3 separate regions of the Homo sapiens genome follow, and all the other regions are linked to region 3. The links are chromatin contacts, found by Hi-C or POLR2A ChIA-PET in ENCODE. All regions are on one chromosome and are shown on one strand. The core of a region is the stretch at or near the end of the contact, and the rest is flanking DNA. Distances in the headings are between cores, read along the strand shown.

Region 1 (4,760 bases), core at 754-3,253, 470 kb before region 3:
TTATAAACACCAAGGCAAGTAATTTTAGATAAACATTTTAAATGAAAGATAATTCCCAAAGTAAAAACTCATGGTTTTTCTAGCTATTCTTAAAAATATATAACTCCTAAACTGAAATTATTCTCCAATCTCATCTTCCTGTTAGGCAGCTTTTATAAACTCTCCAGCATTAAGAGCAAAATCCTCTAAATAGCTTATCTCTCAGCTTAATCCCTTTACAGCAGAACTACTCAAGGAGAAGAGAGAGGGTAGGAGAGTAGGAGGGAACGTATGTAAGTGTGAAGGTAACACAATTATCTAGAGAAATTTAAAAATAGACTTCACTCCTACCCAGGTCCTACCCACTTCTCCACATCCCAAACCCCCATAACCAGACTCAAAAAAACCCTGATTCTAACTGTGCTCTCTGCCTCGAGAGCCTCTGCTTTAAGATAACTCCTGGAGTCAAGAAAGGGCCTCTCTCTTGTGCATTTCTCCAGATTTCCGAGACACTGCAGGAAGAGGCTCTGTCCCTCATAAGGCTCAGGCCCTGCTACAATCCATGCAGCCCCCAGATACATCCCAGGCAACTGCTAAATTCAAGCCACTCTAAAACATTTCATAATTCTGCAGGAAGATTTGCCCAATTAATTAACGACACCATGATGCTGTTAACAGCAACTGCAAGTAATTCCAGAAAGCATCAGACCCCAGCTAAGGAATATAAAACCAGGACATTCACAGTCTTCCAAAACTACACACACGTCCAGTTAATGATGGCATAACCAACTTTAACCAAGATTGAACACCTAAATGAAATGAAAATGACTACATCAAAAGCAGAAGTAAAAACTGGATGGAAAGACATATCTGCTAACTGTCCCACATCTATATTGAAAGATTCAAGGAGACTAAAATTAAGCAGCTTTTGAAATGTCAGCTTTCATTCTGTGCAAACTGCAGAGTCTGGGCTAGAAACCTGCCTCTGGCAGGCTGCAAAACCCTGGGGTAAGTTATTGAACCTTTCTCAGGCTTCATTTCCTCACCTAAAAGTGGGATTCGTAACTGTCTCCCCTCAGGAGCCTGCTGCAATGAGATAGTAAGTAGGGTAAGCCCTCAGACAGTGTTAGCCCCAGTATCCTTAACACCCCGCCTTCCAATTTAGCCACAAGCTACCAAAATCACCAATAGTTCAATATGTACTTTAATATGCTCTGAACCAAAAATTTTCAACATCCTTTTTACAACACATTTATAGCCTTACATTAAAAAAAGTTCTTATTAAATCAAGTGGAGGACTTCAGAAAACTACATATAGTAAACCATACTAATAAAATATCAAATAAACTAATAAAATATAAATTATAATAAAAGTTAGTATTAAAAATTATAGATTTATATAGTATAAGAAATATGTATTATATATGATCTATAGTATATAAATATATAAGAAATATATGAAGTAAAAATATTTAGAATATAATAAAATTATAGGCCAGGTGTGATGGCGCACATCTGTAATCCTGGCACTTTGGGAGGCCAAGGCTGGAGGATCACTTGAGGCCAGGAGTTTGAGACAAGCCTGGGCAACAAAGACAACTCCCTCTACCCCGAACTCCCTACAAAAAAATGAAAATCAATAAAAATTAGCCAGGCATGGTGGTGTTCACCTGTAGTCCCTGCTACTCAGGAGGCTGAGGCTGGCAGATTGCTCGTGACCAAGAGTGTGAGGTAGCACTGAGCTATGATCACGCCACTGCACTCCAGCCTGAGCGACAGAGCGAGACTCTGTCTAAAAAAAAAAAGAAAAACTGTGTATACACACACACACACACACACACACACACACACACACACACACACAAACAAAATATCAATTCCAGTGGCCAAAACTAATGAAAAATAAGTTTCATAAAGCCAGCAGTGATATACATTTCTAGCATGAATATACAAACTCTTAATGTGCCTTTTAATCACATCTGACACAAATGCAGAATCAAGTGAGAAGCCATCACTCTCTAACAGTCAACCAGAGATAGAAGAGAACATGCAACTGATTTAAAGATATTTCTCCTAAAACCTTGAGATCACAAATAAGTTCTAAGCCAAAAAAGATAGGAGAAACTGGTTTTTTAAAAAATTTTTTACCTGTTGCTAGGGTAACAGGATTTTGGCAGGAAGTCAAAGTCGCCATAGCTAAAAGATGAGTTTTAAAAGGATAAAAATCTATTATATCCCTACATTTAGATTAAATAAGAGACTTTGTAGTAAGGCATGCCTAATGACAACAGGATGAACTCTAACAGTAAAAGAATGAAAATGAAACCATCTGGCAATGAACTATGCAAACTAGACAGTATTTCAGTATTTTTATCCCCTTAACTAATGGCCATCACCACAGTACAGCACGAAGACAGAAACAACATGGAGATGTAACGTTTTATTTCACAAAGTTATCTAAACAAGTTTCAGGGAGATTAAGGGGGGCAATTATGCCCTACCACACATTTCATACACATGGCTAGGTTCCAGGTTGTGTGGGTGAGCACCTTTTAAATTTTTTTTTTTTTTTTTTTTTGAGACAGGGTCTCACTCTGTTGCCCACACTGGAGTGCAGTGACACGACTGCGGCTCACTGCAGCCTCAAGCTCTGGGCTCTAGCAATCCTCCTGCCTCAGCCTCTGAAAGTGTTAGGATTACAGGCGTGAGCCACTGCACCCGGCCAAGTGGGCACTTTAAAAATTTATATACATACACACACACACACACACACACACACACACACACACACACACATTTTTTTCTTTTAAATACTGTGCAAGTGAGAGTCTCTGTAAAGCTCCTCAGTCAATCTGATTCTAAGCATGGTGGTCCCAAACTAGGAAATGCAAGCTGATTGCCTTGCCATTCTTTTCAAAAGTAACAACAGCACACCTGCCTCAGTGGCTGTGGTCATCTCTCCACACTCTGATCCTTTCATTCTCCCACTTTCCTTCACTGCCACTGCTGTCTTTCACCTACATCTCTGAGTGAACTGAAAGTGAATTTCAGAATGGGAAAGGCTACAAAATAGCAAGTATTCAAATCACCTATCACCTGCACCCTGTATGGAAAATGCAGATGAAATCTATGGACTTTTCTTAAAGGCTTTAGGAACAGAAACATTAAGACATCCTAAAATCATTTATAATCAGGCTTTAAATTATATTGAACAGACTTACTAATGCTGTAAATCCAACATCCAGAGAGTTGTGTCCCCTGCCTTCACCACCAAGAGTGAACGTTGGGTGGAGTCTTTAAACAAATACACTTGAGATCAACCTTCCCCAAAACATAAACTCAACAAAGGTGTGTTGGTGCTATAGCAGTCACACAGTGAGGGCCACAGCAATGAGCATCAGCAGCAAGGGCAGGTGTGCGGCAGATCCCAGGTGGTATGAGTGTTCCCAGCCCTGCCACAACACTGGAATCACCTGGAAGCTTTAAGAATGCCAGGGCCGGCTGGGTGCGGTGGCTCACGCCTGTAATCCCAGCACTTTGGGAGGCCGAGGCGGGCAGATCACGAGGTCAGAAGATCGAGACCATCCTGGCTAACATGGTGAAACCCCGTCTCTACTAAAAATACAAAAAATTAGCCGGGCGTGGTGGTGGGCGCCTGTAGTCCCAGCTATTCAGGAGGCTGAGGCAGGAGAATCGCTTGAACCCAGGGTGGGAGCTTGCAGTGAGTCGAGATGGCGTCACTGTACTCCAGCCTGGGCGACAGAGAAAGACTCCATCTCAAAAAAAAAAAAAGAATGCCAGGGCCAGGTCCCACCCCTAGTGATGCCAATTAGCTGGTCTGGTGAGCACCAAGTGTGCTGGGCCGTAGGCTCTCCGGGTGATTCTCGTGTGCAGCTACCAAGTCAGACTCACTGCTCCCCCTGTAGCCTTCCTGCTGACAAGGACTTCTTCCTAGAAGTTCTGTTTCGATCCACAAATTAGATTAACTGTGAAACCAAATGCTTTCCACAGAGACTTGGTTAGTCCATGGAATGACTTTTAGACTGTGACTGGTTTAAAATATCCACCTCACACTAGCAATGGCTACTACATAGATTACCACTGGTAGTTTCCTTTCATTCCAGTGTCCGAGGAGAAAGGTCACATTGGCCCTAGAATCCATTTTTTTTTTTTTTAGACAGAGTCTCGCTCTGTCATCCAGGCTGGAGCGCAGTGGCGTAATCTCGGCTCACCGCAACCTTCACCTCCCGGGTTTAAACAATTCTCCTGCCTCAGCCTCCTGAGTAGCTGGGACTACAGATGCCCGCCACCATGCCCAGCTAATTTTTGTATTTTTGGTAGAGGTGGGGTTTCACCATATTGGCCAGGCTGGTCTCAAACTCCTGACCTCAAATGATACATCCACCTCGGACTCCCAAAAGTGCTGGGATTACAGGCATGACCCACCATGCCCAGCCGACCCTAGAATCCCTTCTATTCCATTATTTTACAGATGAGCATCTGGCCACTACCTGAATACTTCCAGCAACAGATAGGCAGACATTTCACTCATGCATGGCCCCAGCTGGTCTGGAATTATCACATGCTGGTCCTCACATGGAGGACATCTATCTGAAGACAGCTATCAAAGCTCCCCTTAACCCCAACTTCTCTCTTCCTCCTGCCACTGTTTCTAGACTCAGCATTCTGCTTACCCTCCTCTGCTAGTTGTCAGCATCCATCTTAAATCGATGCAATGGAACCTTTCCCTGTTTAGATTCACTGTGGCCACCTTACTGCAG
Region 2 (4,761 bases), core at 791-3,290, 260 kb after region 3:
GAAATGGCAGGTAAAGGATCGTGGATCTGCCCTAAGAACGCTTAAAATATGTGCCCTCCTCATGCCACCCTGCCAACCACGTTCAGCCTGCAGTCCAAAACACACGCCTACCTGTGAAATCCTAGAATTCCTCAGGGAGACCAAAGGGCAAAAGTTTCCCCTCAACTCTCAGAAAAACAACTTGCAAAATAAATGTTTAGAGAGTTTATCTTCAAGTCTATTAAATGTGCAAACAAACCACCAGACACCTGACTTTTCTGTTATTCTGAGTGCTGCACTTCTTGAAATTTTTTAAGCGAGGATAAAACAATTGTGTGATCACAGAAAGAAAAAACTATAATCAACAGAAAAAGAGCCACATTACGGTGATGCCCCCTATATCCCGACACAAGGGTGCCATAGGATATGTATTTTCTCCGGTTACACAGATCAATTACGGCAGGTACCCATGTTTGGAACCCCTGGGCCCATGCACTATCAAGAAGAAAGGGAGTTTATAGAAAGAATGAAGCCCACATCAGCATTAAAAGTCTTGGCTGGCCCACCAGCGTGAACTGTGGAATCCATTACTACACCTCTAAAGCTGGACACACACTGGAGATTTTTGCTTGTGTCTGATTCATCCAAAAAGGACACATTATTATATTTGGATCTCAGGGATCTCAGCCTGGTTAAATCCAATACAAATCTGAGGGCATTTTGATTTTTTAAAATCCTCTCTTAAGTTACTGTGTGTGTTAGACTGGATATTGAAGGACTTCTACAGAGAGTGCAGAGCAAGCTCTGTAATAATTAGTAGAGTGTTGTTCCTACACACCCTGCCCCACCTCGTCAGAGCACATGCTTGAGCATTACAAGTTTTTGCCTCTAGATGACACTGTTTTATGGGTGTATGTTTCTCCCTGTCCCTGTGACCGTGGAGAAAAAAGTGCTAAATAATCATGGGGTAAAGGCACAGGGGACACATCAAGATAATTTACATAGAACAAAATGCACCTCTCCTATAATAGCCATGGAGTCAGACCTCTGTTATATTTAACCAGCAGAACACAGGGTCCTTCCTTTACTTTTGCCCTATGCTTCCGACTTTCTATTAGGTGGGAAATGGAGAATCCAATTTAAACCACTTGTTGGCCAGGCACAGTGGCTCATGCCTGTGATCCCAGCACCTTGGGAGGCCAAGGCAAGTGGATCATCTGAGCTCAGGAGTTCGAGACCAGCCTGGCCAACATGGTGAAGCCCCATCTCTACTAAAAATACAAAAAATTAGCCGGGCATGGTGGCTCATGCCTGTAATCCCAGCTACTTGGGAGGCTGGGGTAGGAGAACTGCTTGAACCTTGGAGGCGGAGGTTGCAGGGAGCCAAGATCAAGCCACAGCACTCCAGCCTGGGCGACCAAGTGAGACTCTGTCTCAAAACAAAAACAAAACCACTTGTCAATAACAGCCACATCTGTTTGGTTTTCCAAACAGGTCAATCTAGTATCTTCACAGTTTTCAGGGTGCTCAGCCCTGGTGTCTATTCACTCATCCTTCATGCTTTCCCCCCATGGCCTTGGAAATCTTTGATTCTTCCAGGCTCCAGGCAGCCAGCACCTCCTTTCCCTCAACTCCCCAGGATGAAGCACCCCCATAATAACCAGCCTCTCCACTCTCTGAATTCCTACAGTCTGAATACTTAGACCACTCCCTTTTCCATGGAATCTTGTGTCTGTTGTTTGTTCCTTTTCTGTTCTTTTTTTTTTTTTTTTTTTTTTTGAGATAGGGTCTCGCTCTGCCACCCAGGCTGCAGTGGCACAATCTCTGCAGCCTGGATCTCCTGGGCTCAAGCAATTCTCCCACCTCAGCCCCTGTGAGTAGCTGGGACTATGGGCATGCTGCCACACATGGCTAATTTTTTTTTAATTTTTGTAGAGACAGGGGTTTTCCCATGTTGCCCAGGCTGGTTGCAAACTCCTGGCCTCAAGGGATCCTCCTGCCTCCACCTCCCACAGTGTTGGAATTACAGGTATGAGTCACCACGTCCAGACTTGTTTGTCCCTTTTCAAGTATGTAAATCTTAATTCGCCTAAACCGGCTGCACGTCACTCAGGGCCACTGTCCATGTCTTACGCTAGTGTGTCTTTTCCATGCAACCTTGTACAAAACGGGCCTTCAATTAACATTTCTTGGTTGCTTGACTTCTTAACACACACTATGATAGGTTACCTTCTTCCCAGGGTTACATGTTTGGAAAATAGTCTTGTCTGAGTTGCCAAAATGTGGTATTCTCAGTGTGTTTACCTCATACCTGACAATGGCACCTCAGAATGTTGACCTTCTTCGGAAACAGGGTCTTCACAGAGGTAATCGAGTTCAAATGAGGTCACCAGGCACAGTGGCTCATGCCTGTAATCTCATACCTGATAATGAATAACTAGATGCAGAATTTATTTTCCACATAAATCTAATTTTCTTGAACTTGCTTCATTTTCCTCTTTTCTATAATGTAGGAAACACAGGGTCATTTCACATAGTGTCTTGAGTTATAAGCTCACATACACTCAAAGAAACAACAAAATGATTAAAAAAAAAAAAAGAAGAAGCTTCACAGTGAACCTCACTTCCGCAACATCACCTGATACCAAAAACTGAAATCATAAGCCACTTTCGATTAACTAAAAGCATGAACATATTAACTGACTTATAGAGTTGATATCCTTGTGTGTTAAAAACAAATATTCAAATCAAAAGAACACAAGAAATACTAATGTTTGAGGACTAACTTTGGGAGGAAATAATAAAACATTTAATTCCAGAAACCTGATGAGGCTGTTAGTAATCACTTATAAACTGAAAGGGGAGTTCACATTTAAATATAGATCTTCAGCTCACTATGCACCATTATAATTTTTGTTTCCAGTTGCTTACATTCTTAGCGTCATTTTTCATGCTTTTTCATGTCTGCTGTTGATATTTTTCCAACCTGAAAAAGCTTTCCTTTTTTGTTTGTTTGTTTTGTTTTTTTGAGACAGAGTCTCACTCTGTCGCCCAGGCTGGAATGCAGTGGCACGATCTCGGCTCACTGCAACCTCCGCCTCCTGGGTTCAAGGGATTCTCTTGCCTCAGCCTCCGAGTAGCTGGGACTACAGGTGCCCGCCACCACGCCCAGCTAATTTTTGTATTTTTAGTAGAGACGGGGTTTCACCATATTGGCCAGGATAGTCTTGATCTCCTGACCTCACGATCCGCCCGCCTCGGCCTCCCAAAGTGTTGGGCTTACAGGCATGAGCCACCGCGCCCAGCCGAAAAAGCTGTCTTTAAATGAAGTTGTATAAGCCTCAATCTAGATATGAATCTTCACATACAAAATAAACTATTAAACAGCTCTCAATAACAAGGATTGAGAAAACATTCATTGTGATTAACCTCAAATTTTTGTGCAGCTGACGTGGAATGAGATAATATTAAAGAGCAATGACAATTATATTAAGTACTGCCACTTGGGGATACAGCGAGCATTAGCACAAACAGAGACATGAGCTCCCCCCCAGCTAGGTTATTAGGGGACAAAATGTGTGATAGATCACCGCAGGCAATGTGAGAGTGCACAGGGACTTTGTTACCGTGCCATCTGCTATGCTGGGGCAGCAGTTTGAAACCTGAGCAACTAATGTCCCGGGAGCATGCCTACCTGCAGCGTGGCTCCTTACAAATGAGCCCAAGTCCTAACCAGACATGTGCCATCTCAATGTAAGAAATGGCATTTGTGTGGAAACAACTATGTATTCTAGCCAAATATCACTAATGAATTGCTAATGACATTGACACTGTATATATTCTGCAGTCCATAATTCTGAAAAAGTTCTAAAAGGTAAATAGGTCCTATAAAAAACACCAAAGGAAAAGGGAAAAAAATCACCCTCTTCCATGGTTAGCAAAGTCGTTTTACCGCAGAGCAGTGTTCTAGCACTTCACGTGCACAGGGATTGCCTGGGATCTGGTTAAAATGTAGTCTGATTGGGTAGTTGTGAGCCGCGCCTCGAGAATCTGCATTTCTAACAAGCTCCCTGGTGATGCCAGTACAGCTGGTGGGAGTAGCAAGACTCTAAAGAAGCTCAAATACCACTCACTTTGCAAAGAATTCCAAGTGTGGAAGAGTGCATGGGCTTTCCCATAAAGAACTGAGACTTTAGGAATATCAAGTTGTATGTGGATACTCCCCAACGCTCATCCTGGGCCTCTTTTCACACTGCAGCTTTCCTTGGAGGGGGCTCACACCCTGCCTCCACACAGACCTCCCTGACTATTAAAGGCCAGGACCTCAGGCTTGAGCACCAGGCAAGCAAATGAGGGCCCCCTCCGGCCATCCCAACCTCACTGATTAAGCACCTTGAGGAGAAAATTCACGGAAAGTCCCAACCTCGCCTTTTCCGTATCTTGTCAATGCAGCCAAATTATTAATCAAATAGCCTATGCCTCACCCACTCTGCACTGGTTCTTTGTAACCTACAACGAACTATTGTGGCATACACGGTCTGCCCAGCTCTGGCCCTATTCCATGTGCCTTATACATGTCACCAAGTGGAGTGACTATGACTTTTAGTTCTCAGAGCACAGCATGCTTTCTCCTCTGCTAGAAATGTCCTGCCCCCCACCTGGCATGCACGTAACGTTAAAACAAGCTCCAGTGCCTCTGGGAAGGCTTCCTGGCCCTCAAGCTCCACTCCTGTTGGCAGAAGCCTATCAGTAGCGCAGTTGTTTACTTATGTGTCCATTTCT
Region 3 (4,186 bases), core at 73-2,572:
AGATTCTGAAGTGTTTGAGAGCTTTGGCAGGGATATTAGATCTTCTTGTCTTTTGTTTTTTAAAAACTTTTCTTTAAACGTTACCTTTTTAAGCCACAGTCTTTTTCCCAAAAGAAATATATCTTACAATCACAGTTTGAAAAACTGATGAAAAGGTAAAACTTCTCCAAACAGAGCATAAGAGGTGGTTGAGAGACCTCTTTAGAGGCTCCTGGGAACCCCTCTGGAGTGGAAACCAGTGATCAAGCCCGACCTCCTCACTTCACAGGTGAGGAGGCATGGGGCATGGGGCATGGGGCATGGGGCAGCCTGCTTGCTGGCAGGAGTCAAGAAGTCTTTCCTGCTTGAAGTCAGCACCCCAAAGTGAACGGCAGATCCTCAATGCTGGGAGGCGAGGCACAATTGAAAAAGTTCTCCAGTGAATGTCAAAGCTGCAAAAGGGAGATAACTCATGAGGACAGACTTGGAAAGGGCTCAAGTTCAAGGGCACTCTGCAGACAGGAAAGTCCAGGTGGGAGGCAAATGAGCTGGGGAAGAAAGGAAGGCGAGCATCGCAGACTGCAGACAGCAGGAGAGAAGATGGAGGAATAAGGGTTGATCGAGCAAGTTCTCTTGATTCTTAGCAAGCAACTGTGAGTGAGCTTAGTTCATTCATGATGCAAAGGGAGAGTCGCAAGTTCTATGGGGGGGCTGGTACCTGGCAGGGTTCAGCTGGGGGAACAGCACCACCATAAGAAGCAGTGCTCCGTGTGTCATTTAAAAAAAAAAATTCCCATATGTCTCAATCAGGACCATATATTTGGCTGCTGACACCCCAGTCATGCAACCTGTTTTGCTGTCTTGTTCAATGAAGTCAAAGGCTATGATCCTATTTCAGGAGTAATTACTCTAATCTCATAAAATAAAATAGAGAATTGTCATGACTTACTCATTTTAATTCAACTTTACTTCATTGTATGTTCCTTTTAACAGGAGTATGTCATATTTCTCTTGGGAGCCAGAGATATAATTATGTCTGGAAACACATCCCCTGTGCCTCAGCCACCTCAATCTTTTGGCAAATGTTGAGTACAAAAATTTCAGGTTACAAAGTATGGCAAGTAAGATTGTTTTGACATCCAGTAATCCATTTTCTAGATAGACCCAAGATACTAACCCGTTGAACAAATTTCTAATTGGAAATTACACAAGGAAAAAAGGCCTAATTTTATAACTGGAGATTTGGAAACGTAACCTAACCAACTCCAGACCGATCTAAAGCCATGCGTGCAGTGGAGCCGAACTGCAAACTCATGCTTCTCTCCAGCCAGTCGGGGAGTTCCCGGGGAGGCGACGAGATTGCAGTTCAACCACCAGAGGGCACCAGAACCAATACTTTGCCCTTTGTAGTCTCCCCTAAAAAGCCAATTTCCTGTTGCCAGATTGAAATAAAACAAAGAAAAGTACCATTAGCAGATTTCTTCCCTGGCAGTAAGCATTAGACCAAAATAAGATTAATATGGACAGCCGTAAAGGACACCCCTCGCAGTGGCTGCCAGCCAGCCTTGCATCTTTCTACCCTCGGAGGAAGGAACGACGAGGCTTAAGGATGTGTGGCTTGTGTCAAGCGTCCCTGACATGGAAGCCAAATTCCCGAGACCCTGGACAGAAGCCTGGATGATTCATTCATGTAGCAGGAGGACAGTTGCCTTGAGAAAGCAGGCTCCATTGGGGTCTGCGTGCCTAGCTCTGGTCCTGGCCATGAACAGGAGAAAAGATCAAAATAGACTCCCACACTCGGCCAAGCTGAGTTCCAAAAGAAAGGCTCTGCCTTCAATGCCCACAAGCAGATGGAGGGGACGGCAGCCACCTGGGATGCTTTGCCCAGTCACAAGGCCGAGCCACCACCGTACCTGGAGAGGAAGCGCCAAAACAAACTTGGAGGTGGGAAGAAACAATCTAATCCGAAGAAACACGCCCCGAGAATAGGCTTATGTGCATGAGTGGTGACTCCAGGCAGACTATTTAAAGCAATGCATGAGTCTGCCAGGAGAGGAAACAAAGGGACATTGGAACAGAATTCCTGATGCCTTTAAAGTGTCTCATAGCAGGGCCATGTCACTATAGAACACCAAACATTTCAGCTGAGTCCCCAATGCCAGGCATCAGCGGACCAATCTCACAGGCCTGTCAGCTTGAGAAAGGCAATTTTATGCCCCAGATAGCTCCTGTCCCCGCCTGCCACAGGGTCATCTGTCCTGGAAGGCCACCTGCATCCCATCTTCATCCGGTCAGCCCATTCTGTAGTAGGGCTGGCTGGCCCGCTGGCTGATTTATGTGGCCAGTCTTTGCCATTAAGGAAGTTTGGAGGCTGGAGGGAAGTCTGAAGGGAACAGTGGTGATTTTCGCAGTTTTTGGCAAGGCAGACCCTACTATAGCAGTGCTCTCAGTGTATGGGGGAGTCTCCCAGGCCCAACAGAGCCAGCCAGGACATGCCCCCTCCATGGAGGGACTAGCACAGCAGTATCCTGGCCTCTACCCAGAAGTCTTACAAAGGACAGTTCTGTTGAAATGTCTGGAATTGGGATCCATGGGTTCCTCCCACTCCTGACCCTATTCCCTAGTTGTCCCTCTGCCCAGTCCATTCCCCAGGACCTGAGGACTCAGGGACAGGTGCTGCATCGCTTGTCATCCAGCTTCAGAGATGAATCTGAACAGAGAGAACGTCTAGAGAAGTCTGGTAGATTCGAGATCACCCCTGCAGGACAGACTGGTGGCCAGTAGGAGACAGAAGCACGAGGCAGGTACAGGGATGGCTGAGAGGGTTGGGGTGACAGAGCCTGAGTGGACAGCATGGGGTGAAGACCAGAATAGACAAGAAAAAGGTTATCACTGCCTTCAGGAAGGTCTAAGCCAATGTAGTGTCACCAGGTGGGAGCCTCATGACAGATCAGAGAGGGAATGTGCTGCCAAGATGCCAGCAACTAAACAAGTTTGTCGACTAAAGACAAGGAAAAGTCTAGAAGGTAGCCAGAAAAGGAGGTGTGGGGAATGTGTGCGTGTGTGTGTGCGCGTATATATGTCTGTGTGCGTGTCTTTGTCTTTGTTTCTGTGTCTGTGTCCCTGTGTATGTGTGTGCATGTGTGTCTGTGTGTATATCTGTGTCTGTGTCTTTTTGTGTCTGCCTCTGTGTGTTGTGTGTGTGTGTGTGTCTAAAGAGACCTTGCCTGTTTGAAGGCAGAGGGGAAGGAGCCTGTGGGAAAACAATGAGGGACTAACGGCGGAGTGATGTTCCAGAGTGGTGAGCACCCCTCGTGAGGATTCAGAGTTTGTCAATACGGAAGGCCCTGCAGCCCTCGCTGTGCAACTTGGAGCACACTGGAAATGTGGCTTTGCCTCTATCCACCCTCACTGCCACCCAGGGCGTCAGCCCAGCTGCTCCTCTGAATGGTGAATTCTCAAAAAGCCTGTACCTAGTGGGAATGCTGACGCGCTTCTCCCTCACCTCAATTACCTGCCCTGTGGCCCTGCAGAGGCTCCTGTAACCGCCCCACAAGTTCTCCTTGCCTGTATGCCTAGACAGGACATGGCCGATTTATCAAGATGGGAACTGCAACAGAGAAAGAGTTTAATTCACATAGGGCCAGCTGTATGGAAGACTGAAGTTTTATTACTACTCAAATCAGTCTCCCTGAAAATTTGGGGATTGGGGGTCGGGAAGTGGGGGTAGTGCTGATTGGTCAGGTGGGAGACGAAATCGTAGGGAGTCAAAGCTGTCCTCTTGTGCTGAGTCAGTTCCTGGGTGGGGGCCACAAGACTAAATGAGCCAGTTTATTGATCTGGGAGGCGCCAGTTGATCCATCGAGGGCAGGGTCTGAAAAACATCTCAAGCACCAGGCTTAGGTTTTACAATTGTGATGTCATCCCTAGGAGAAACTGGGGAAGTTTAGAACCTTGTAGCCTCCAGCTGCATGACTCCTAAACCATAATTTCTAATCTTTTGGCTAATTTGTTAGTCCTGCAAAGGCAGTCTAGTTCCCAGGCAAGAAGGGAGTTTGTTTTGGGAAAGGGCTGTTACCGTCTTTGTTTCAAAGTCAAACTATAAACTAAGTTCCTCCCCAAGTTAGTTTGGCCTCTGCCCAGGAAAGAACAAGGAGAGCTTGGAGGTGAGAAGCAAGACGGAGTCAGTTCAGTCAGATCTCTTTCA

The links. Hi-C counts contacts between places; a loop is a spot of excess contacts on that map. ChIA-PET counts read pairs that join two places held with the same protein, here RNA polymerase II (POLR2A). Pooled maps may share reads with other maps.
Region 1: a pooled map shows a loop between it and region 3 (3-fold over the local background). The contact joins two enhancer-like sites. A Hi-C loop is called at or near these places in 2 of 37 single-sample maps with no recorded cell type and 3 of 50 pooled maps. POLR2A ChIA-PET finds 5 or more read pairs at or near these places in 2 of 52 experiments (A673 and PC-3).
Region 2: a map of endothelial cell of umbilical vein shows a loop between it and region 3 (7-fold over the local background). The contact joins two enhancer-like sites. A Hi-C loop is called at or near these places in 1 of 168 maps with a recorded cell type or tissue (endothelial cell of umbilical vein), 3 of 37 single-sample maps with no recorded cell type and 4 of 50 pooled maps. POLR2A ChIA-PET finds 5 or more read pairs at or near these places in 2 of 52 experiments (MCF 10A and OCI-LY7).

The regions. Positions count from the first base shown.
Region 1 is chr18:58,961,619-58,966,378 of GRCh38, reverse strand. The region is part of intron 7 of ZNF532 (zinc finger protein 532); the gene reads right to left. Among named protein-coding and RNA genes, the nearest start is that of ZNF532, 99 kb to the right of the region's middle. Within about 2 kb of position 2,003, at least 4 of the 41 ENCODE cell types and tissues checked have a DNase peak (open chromatin) inside an H3K27ac peak, as active enhancers do.
Region 2 is chr18:58,228,235-58,232,995 of GRCh38, reverse strand. The region is part of intron 2 of NEDD4L (NEDD4 like E3 ubiquitin protein ligase); the gene reads right to left. Among named protein-coding and RNA genes, the nearest start is that of NEDD4L, 190 kb to the right of the region's middle. RefSeq lists an enhancer at 758-807. Within about 2 kb of position 2,040, at least 5 of the 41 ENCODE cell types and tissues checked have a DNase peak (open chromatin) inside an H3K27ac peak, as active enhancers do.
Region 3 is chr18:58,491,152-58,495,337 of GRCh38, reverse strand. All of the region lies in intron 12 of ALPK2 (alpha kinase 2), which reads left to right. Among named protein-coding and RNA genes, the nearest start is that of MIR3591, 42 kb to the right of the region's middle. RefSeq lists a silencer at 1,320-1,369 and enhancers at 1,146-1,645, 1,646-2,147. Within about 2 kb of position 1,322, at least 11 of the 41 ENCODE cell types and tissues checked have a DNase peak (open chromatin) inside an H3K27ac peak, as active enhancers do.